Regions from separate parts of the Mus musculus genome. Here region 2 is linked to region 1. A link is a contact called in ENCODE Hi-C or POLR2A ChIA-PET data. All regions are on one chromosome and are shown on one strand. Each heading gives the region's core, a stretch centred on a gene start or an enhancer-like site at or near the end of the contact. The rest is flanking DNA. Distances are from core to core; before and after follow the strand shown. Region 1 overlaps Gm13025 (a long non-coding RNA gene). Region 2 holds the start of Padi3 (peptidyl arginine deiminase, type III).

Region 1 (3,907 bases), core at 565-3,064:
CTGGCTGTCCTGGAACTCACTCTGTAGACCAGGCTGGCCTCGAACTCAGAAATCTGCCAGCCTCTGCCTCCCAAGTGCTGGGATTAAAGGCGTGCGCCACCACTGCCCAGCACATATACACACTCTTACACACTCGTGCAGACAGACGCACAGAGACATACATACGTACACACCCATGCACAGACACACACAGACACATGCACACACAGAGACACATGCATACACACACAGCCGGGCCATCCTCTCTGGCACGATCACCCTCTGTGCTGTGTAAATGGAACTGATGTTCTCTGAAGAGGCTACATTTGTCTTTGAGGATCTGCAGCTCTCTTGACCTTGGCTGTGTAGAACATGACACTTCCAGAGAGATGAAGGGTGTAGGTCACGAGTGCATCATCCCAGTTGTCTTCAGTCTCCCGTAGTAACCATTTTCGATCCACCTCTTGTATGACCTGACATCCTCTTGACTTTTAGAAGACATTCTTGACACACAAGGATGCAGCTTCCATCAACCCTTAAGCTAAGACTTTGATTCGATAGGTTTTTGAAAGCAGGGAGCTGTGCTTGCCTGCAGCCTTCAGGAAGCCAATGCTTCGGCCTGGCACTTTATAAAGCAGGAATCGACACACACACCTGCAATCTCATCTTGGAAGGTGGAGGCAGGAGGATCAGAAATTCTACAGCATCTTTGGTCACACGGAGCGTGTAAGGCTAGTCTGGATTATGTCTCAAAACCAGGGAACCAGTCATGGTTGCCCGGGACTTTAATCCGGGCACTCAGAGGCAGGTGGATTTCTGTGAGTTCAGCTCAGCATTTCCTTCAGCTGCTATGGTTTGTCTACCTGAAGGCACGGCCAATGCATTCTAGTTTTGCTTTGGGACAGGGTTTCATGTATCTCAGGCTGGTTTAGAACTCACGACCCAGGTGAGGGTGACCTTGAACTGATCCTTCGGTTTTCTGAGCAATAGCATGGCAGGCACGCCCACATGCAGTGCTGGGGACTGAACCTCTGGCTTTGTGTACTAGGTGAGCGGTTGAGCCACATCCCACTCCCCCATCCCCCACCCCCTCTATAATGTGCAATGATTCACGACTTGCCTTTTGTCCTGTGACTATACAGGCCAACGTCACCTTCCCAAGTGTCATTTCCCAGTCCTTTGCACTAACTTGAACTTGAACCTACTACTGGTCCAGAGAATGGAATCTGTGGCTCGGGGTGGGGTGGAGGCGGGTCATTCACTTTCCCTAAGGGCCATTCCTAGGACAGTGGGGTCCTGGGAAGAGACAGGCAGAAGGAATTACTGAGATACTATGGTCTCCTCCCAGAAGCCCTGTCCCTAGTGGGGAAGCCCATTTATTGCAGCCACTTAATCTGGTAAATTTGTTTATTTAGCAAGCGTAAGTTTATCCTTTCTCCTATCTCTTTTTTAAGCCAGGTTTTGGGGGTTCCCTCTGACATTCCGGCCTTCCTTACACTTTCTCCAAAGCCTCCCTTGGCACCATGTGGCCGCTTGCTAGCCACGTGTCTGACTTCCGTCCCAGCTTAAATGGCATGGTCCCAGTTCCCTTTCTGTGCTCTCCTCCTCTGGGCAGCTGCGGAGGTTTACAGCCTGCCCGCCCTGGGGGTTTTCTTTTAGACTCTAATAAAATTGTCCTTGTGTCTCCAATTGAGTTCATTCTTAAATCCGTTTATTAATGAAGCTAGGAACCCCAGGAGGGACCCCCTCAGTTTCCCCAGATCAGTTTGGGCAGAGCTGCTGTTTGACATGAGCAACCGCAGCTGGCTCAGCGCTAGCCCCGGGGGGGGGGGCCCCCACCTCACAGATGTCAGCAGTTCCTCCTTCCTTTCAGCTGGAAAACCCGAAAATATCTCCTGACATTGACAGATGTTCTGTGGGGGGCAATCACAGCCCCCCTCCCTTCCTGATGGAGAACCACGAAACGGCTGGAAAAAATGACCTTCCACTGTGGTACAGGAGCTGGCGCTCCGGCTGGGGCCCCTCTGGGGGTCAGAACCAGATGTTCTGCTTTGATCCTGACAATCTAACAGACTGTGTGGCCATGTGTTTCCTATCTGCTGGGGGCCCAGAGACCTCATTGTTCTGGGGCGGGGCCTGAAGTCTGTGGGAATTACCAGGCTCCCTGTGGGACGGTAGAGGGAAGAACATGTCAGTGATGTCTTGGTTAATGAAGAAACATGCCATTCTGTGAAAGGGGAAAAAAAAGAGAGAGAGAGACAAGTTGGTATTAGGGGTGCGTGCCGGTGGTGGTCCCTCCTCTTGGGAGGTGGAGGCAGGGGGATTTCAAGTTGAAGACTAGCCTGGGCTACCTATTGAGACCTTGACTCAAATAAGTAGGTAAATCAGCAAGGTGTTAGTGAGCTCAGCAGTCAGGGACAAGGACACGCACTGCTGCTGTCCCTGGGGGGTGGGGGTGGGGTAGCTCACAATGATCTGATCTGTGCAGCCAGATCCAGGGAGTTGACACGTCTGGCCTCTGTGGGGACATGCACGGACTAAAGCGTCTGCCTCCTGCTCGAGATCTGATTCTAGGCACCCACGGAGGAGCCCGCTGAGCCTTTAGGCTTAGCATTGGAGAGACAAGAGACTGGGGATCCCTGGAGCTCCCTGAAGAGATGGACTCTGTGTTCAGTGAGAGAACGTGTCTCAAAAAGTAAGAGGAGGGGCTGGTGAGATGGCTCAGTGGGTAAGAGCACCCGACTGCTCTTCCAAAGGTCCAGAGTTCAAATCCCAGCAACCACATGGTGGCTCACAACCATCTGTAATGAGATCTGACTCCCTCTTCTGGAATGTCTGAAGACAGCTACAGTGTACTTACATATAATAAATAAATATAATAATAATAATACAAAAAGTAAGAGGAGAGGTTGGAGGTAGGGGGGTGGCTCAGTGGGTAAAGTGCTTACCAAGGAAACATGAAGACCAGAGTTCTCATCTCCGAACATCACCCACACAGATGCTGGGCAGGTGGGATGGCTGGCCTGTCATCCCAGCTCTTGGGAGACAGAGACATCTAGTTAGAGTATTGGGATTGGTGAGCTTGGGGCTCCAGTGGGTGGCCTTGCCTTGATATAAGTTGGGGGATGATTAAAAAAGACACCTGAAGCTGGGCGTGGTGCACGCCTTTAATCCCAGCACTCCGGAGGCAGAGGCAGGCGGATTTCTTTCTGAGTTCGAGGCCAGCCTGATCTACAGAGTGAGTTCCAGGACAACCAGGGCTATATAGAGAAACCCTGTTTTGAAAAACCAAAAAAGAGAGAGAGAGAGAGAGAGAGAGAGAGAGAGAAAGACACCTGACATTAGTTTACACACATATGCATGTGCACACACTCACACATATGAATAGGAAGAAAGACACACATGCATACCGTACCCTAAATGAGGCAGAGAGTCAATGAGGAAGACGCCTGATGATGTCCGCTTCTAACCTGCACGGGTACACACTTGCACATGCATGAACACGGCTGGATCTTGCCAGGTGTAGAATTCTGTGTGACCTCAGGCAAGCTCCTTGACCTCTCCAGGCTGTGAAGATTCAGTGCCACAGATTGGGAAGGTGGCCAGAGCTTCTGTGGCCTACAACTGGTCCAGCCCTAGGAACGGTGTCTGTCTTCTCACTCTTTTTTTGTTTGTTTGTTTTTTTGTTTTTTTGGTTCTTTTCGTTTTTTTCGAGACAGGGTTTCTCTGTGTCACCCTGGCTGTCCTGGAACTCACTCTGTAGACCAGGCTGGCCTCGAACTCAGAAATCCACCTGCCTCTGCCTCCCAAGTGCTGGGATTAAAGGCGTGTGCCACCACTCCTGGCCTGTCTTCACTTTTGTGATAGATGCCCAGCTGGATTGTTGCAGAAATCTCCTAAGGGCTTTCTGGGAAAGCGAGGTTCCAGG
Region 2 (3,907 bases), core at 502-3,001, 130 kb before region 1:
ACAGTCAGGGAGGATGTCTGGAACTTTATCAAGCGTGCTGGTTCTTATCTAACACTGACGCCATTTGCTGGAAACCAGATGCCCTGGGTTCGGGTTGCTTTGGAGAATGCCCTTTCCATACCCTGGGCCACCGCAGAGGGGACAGTCATAGGCTCCAAATGTCAGCCTCCGACTGGTGCAAATGGAGGACCCTAGGAAGTGAGTGGGTTCTGGTCCCTGCCCTGCCCTGGGGGGGCAGCAGCTGGGAGGAGGGACTCTACTCAGCACTTCTGAGCCTCCACAGCCATTATCTCTGCCCGAGCGGGTGACTGGCCACATTTTCTAGACCTGAGGAAACAAGCCCCAGGAGAAGAGATGGAATCCCGTCAGTACGTGGTGCAGCCGATCAAACCCGACTCCCCTGCCCAGAGTCCTTGTTCTTGCAGATACCTCTTGCCTCAGTTTCCCCATCTACAAGAGGGCAACCTACGCTGATATTCTTGGTCCTGATGACATTGGTCACTGTTGTATCATTTACCCCCTTGGGAGGGTTTGACCTCCAACATCAGCCTTAGGAAAGTGAGCCCATATCCACGTTACAACTGCCCAGCTGTGATCCCCTCAGCCAGGGCTCAATTGGTGGTGGTGGTGGGCTGAAGTAAGGTGTGTGTGTGTGTGTGTGTGTGTGTGTGAAGTGCCACCAGGAAGACCCTGAGGTAGGAGGAAGCTCACTCTCTCTCTAGTCTTACAACCCAAGCTTTTAATTAAGAAAGGCGGGCAGAGGTCCAAGAAGGTGGCCCAGTGGGTAAAGGTGCTAGCCACCAAGCCTGACGACTTGGAATGGACCTGGTAGGAGGAAACAAGTCCTCCAGCCTCTGCACAGGTGCCACGGCACAGGTGGGCACCACCTCTCCCAGAAATGTAAAAATCAGACCGATCTAGAAATACATATAGATGGGGAGGGGGGCGAAGCTGGGGATGTGGCTCGGTTGGTAGAGCCTAGCACACACAATGCTCTAGGTGTGATTTCCAACACCAGATAAAATGGAGTAGAGTGGTGCAGATCTGTAATCCCAGCGCTTGGGAGGCAGAAGGATCTGAGGTTTAAGACTGTTGTTAACCTCATAGTGAGTTTGGAGTATTTGAGACTCAGAGAGAGAGAGAGAGAGAGAGAGAGAGAGAATAAAAAGAGAGGAAGATGGGTGGAGAGAAGGGGGAGGGGAAGAGGCAGGGGGAAGGGGAAGAACGGGGGGGAGGGGGGAGGGGAGGAAGAGGGAAAGGGGGAGGGAGAGGGGGAGGAGCGAGGCAAGACCAACATTTCTCATAGGTTTGCATGAAGCATCCAGGGGCCACCTGCACTTCCGGTTGCCTGCACCAGGGTGAAGTGGGGCCTTGCATCCTGCATCCTCAGCGGCCCTTCCAGCAGTGTAAACAGAGGCAAGAGGACAGAGACAGGCCAGGACAAAGCCCTGGGTTCCCCTGCGTGTCCTCCCCCTCCCCCTCCCCCTAACCACCCCAGATGTGCTGGCCAAGCACCTGTGGGGACTTGTTTTCTCTCTAGGTAGAAATTAACTCCTTGGGTGCCCTGGGGTGGGAGCCCCAGGTTCATATGCAAATATCAGAACCCTTCCGGCCAGTCCTGAAGAGAGGATTGGCTCTTTGGCCTCTGAGAAGAGGCTGGGCTTCTAGAGCTAGAGCCAATAAGCTTGCGCCCTGAGCTGGAGGGGCGGAGCTGGGTACTTTAAAGGCACATCCTGGGGGACCTCTGGCTAGTGCTGGGTTTGGTGGCCAAAGCCCCCATCCTAGGCCGGCATGTCTCTACAGAGGATTGTGCGTGTGTCTCTGGAGCACCCCACCAGCGCTGTGTGTGTGGCAGGGGTTGAGACCATCGTGGACATTTATGGGTAAGAGTTGGTTCTGGAGGGTCTGGGGTTCGTCGTGTGGAGTCCGTGGGCCTTCACGGCTAGGAGCTGTGTTCCTCAGGGCACAGGCTGGGCCTACGGTGCCTCATCTGTAGTCTTAACCTGGGAACCTCTGCCCACTGTGGGAAGCGTGGGTCCTTCCTGCAGTCAGCCCCGTTCCCAGCAGGGTTTTTGAACCTGAGGATCCAGGCAGAGCTGAGCTCCGTACATTGGACTTAGACAGTTCTGGGGCCATGGGCTCATTTCTCGGTTTAAGGGTCCTTAGAAGAGACTGGTCACAAGAAAGGGAAGGGACCTGAACTCTCATCCTCCAACCCCTTATGAGCACAGGGAGAATCAAGTCATTTCTTAAAAGGCCACATCTACTCACGGACCTAGCACTTAAGGTGCCAAGCTCTGTCCCCAGAGCTGGTCACAGTTTCTCAGACTCCACCCTGACAAGAGCCCTGACGTTAACACTATCTCAGGTGATGTTCACAAAGTACCAGTGGTGGCACAGAGAGGTTGAGCCATTAGCCCATGTCACCTGGAGGCAAAGCTGAGCTTTGAGCCCACTGTAGACTTACTAAGGACTTCGTGTCTAGCTGCCCAGCCCCTGGAGCCCCAGGGCTTCAGATCCACGGTCACTCATCACCTATGCGCTGTGGCTGCTGTGGGCCAGGGTGGCTTGGCTAGGGGTTTTGTAGGACCGGGGCTGGTTTCTTAGGCTTTTGAGTCCCAGCTCTGAGACTGAGCTGAGGAGATTCCAAGGATGCAGGGATCAGGGTGTCACCTCTCAGACCTTCCTGCCCCCATCTTGGATGTGGCTTCAGCACTGGGCCACCAGAAGTCCCTGCGGGACTGTGCCACTCACTGTAACACTGTGAGAATCATCTTTGGTCTTCATTTGCCAGGGGCCGACAGTGCTCCCAACCCTGCTGGGCCAGCCAAAACTCAGACGTTGTCAGGTATGCCCCAGGGGCCAAAGTTTCACACCCTTTGAGAACAAACATCCAGAAGTAAGAGTTTCAAGTGTGGAGTGAAATCGGTTGGGGTCTGAGGTAGGGAGGGAAGGAGTGAGCTGCCAGTCACAGGAGATAACCAAGTCCGAGATAAGCTGCATGCCAGGAGCTAGCTCCTGGCTGCGGGTAGGTGGACTGTGAGATATGCAGAGGGGAGTCTCTGTAGCTTTAGCTTCCAAAGATTCGGGCAGGACAGGAAGTGGGATGGATGCTGCCTGGCGCCACAGCCTGCTCCAGGGCTGCGTGCCCATAGGGGTGACTCACTGCCCAGCTGCCTTGTGCCCATTGGGTAGATATATCTCCGGTTTGACTTGTCCAGGGAGCTGGGGATAGCTTCTCCTCCCCCTCCCTCTCCTGCTCCTCTCAGAGGTGCCTTCGAGGGTGGAGGATGGGCTGGGTGGGAGGCAAGCCGCTGGGCTGGGGGTAACTTGAGTGACTAGGGCCATGATGGGGATTCACCAAGAAGACTGGGGATGGGGCAGTCATGGGTGGTGGCAGGGCTTTGGTGTTTTCTAGGATTTCTGCACATAGTGATGGCCAATCCCCCTGGGAAATAGAGTATCACACTCACGGGGCATGGGCTTCTTTGAGCGTTGGTGTACAGCCGTCCTGGGGATGCTCAGAAGTGAAGGGTTGTTCTAGTGTCGGCCAGGCGCTGTCCAGTGAGGGTTGCAGAGATGACCTGTGTCTTGGTTGTGAGCCTTGCCTCGAATGGCTGAGCCATCTCTACAGCCCGCGACTTGTGTCTTGGAAGGGGATAGCAAGACTGGACATCTTAGGGTATTCTTCCCGGATCCTAGCCCTAGCCTACAAACCAGGAGCAGCAGGATGGTGGCTCAGCGCTGGCTCTGGTACTTCCCAGCTGCCTCATCTTGGGACGCTCTTTCCCCGGGGACTCTGCCTCTGGCTCTGTAATGTGATGAACCAGTGATGTGACTGGGCAGTGGGCTCTTGGTGGCTTGCGTCGTCTTGAGTATTTTACCCAGATGCCCCAGCTTACCACAG

What was found. A loop is a pair of places that touch in the nucleus more often than their neighbours do. ChIA-PET counts read pairs that join two places held with the same protein, here RNA polymerase II (POLR2A).
Region 2: a map of left cerebral cortex shows a loop between it and region 1 (4-fold over the local background). The contact joins the promoter of Padi3 here to the enhancer-like site in region 1. A Hi-C loop is called at or near these places in 1 of 37 maps with a recorded cell type or tissue (left cerebral cortex). POLR2A ChIA-PET finds 5 or more read pairs at or near these places in 1 of 5 experiments (embryonic stem cell).

The regions. Positions count from the first base shown.
Region 1 is chr4:140,682,383-140,686,289 of GRCm38, reverse strand. Gm13025 (a long non-coding RNA gene) reads right to left here. Exons shown (of 3, transcript XR_001784551.2): 2 at 3,395-3,546; 3 at 179-2,206. Among named protein-coding and RNA genes, the nearest start is that of Gm13025, 4.6 kb to the right of the region's middle. Within about 2 kb of position 1,814, at least 1 of the 3 ENCODE cell types and tissues checked has a DNase peak (open chromatin) inside an H3K27ac peak, as active enhancers do.
Region 2 is chr4:140,808,492-140,812,398 of GRCm38, reverse strand. Padi3 (peptidyl arginine deiminase, type III) reads left to right here and starts at 1,751. Exons shown (of 16, transcript NM_011060.4): 1 at 1,751-1,883. The coding sequence starts at 1,792. Gm13032 (predicted gene 13032) reads right to left here and starts at 1,406. Exons shown (of 3, transcript NR_045944.1): 1 at 1,296-1,406.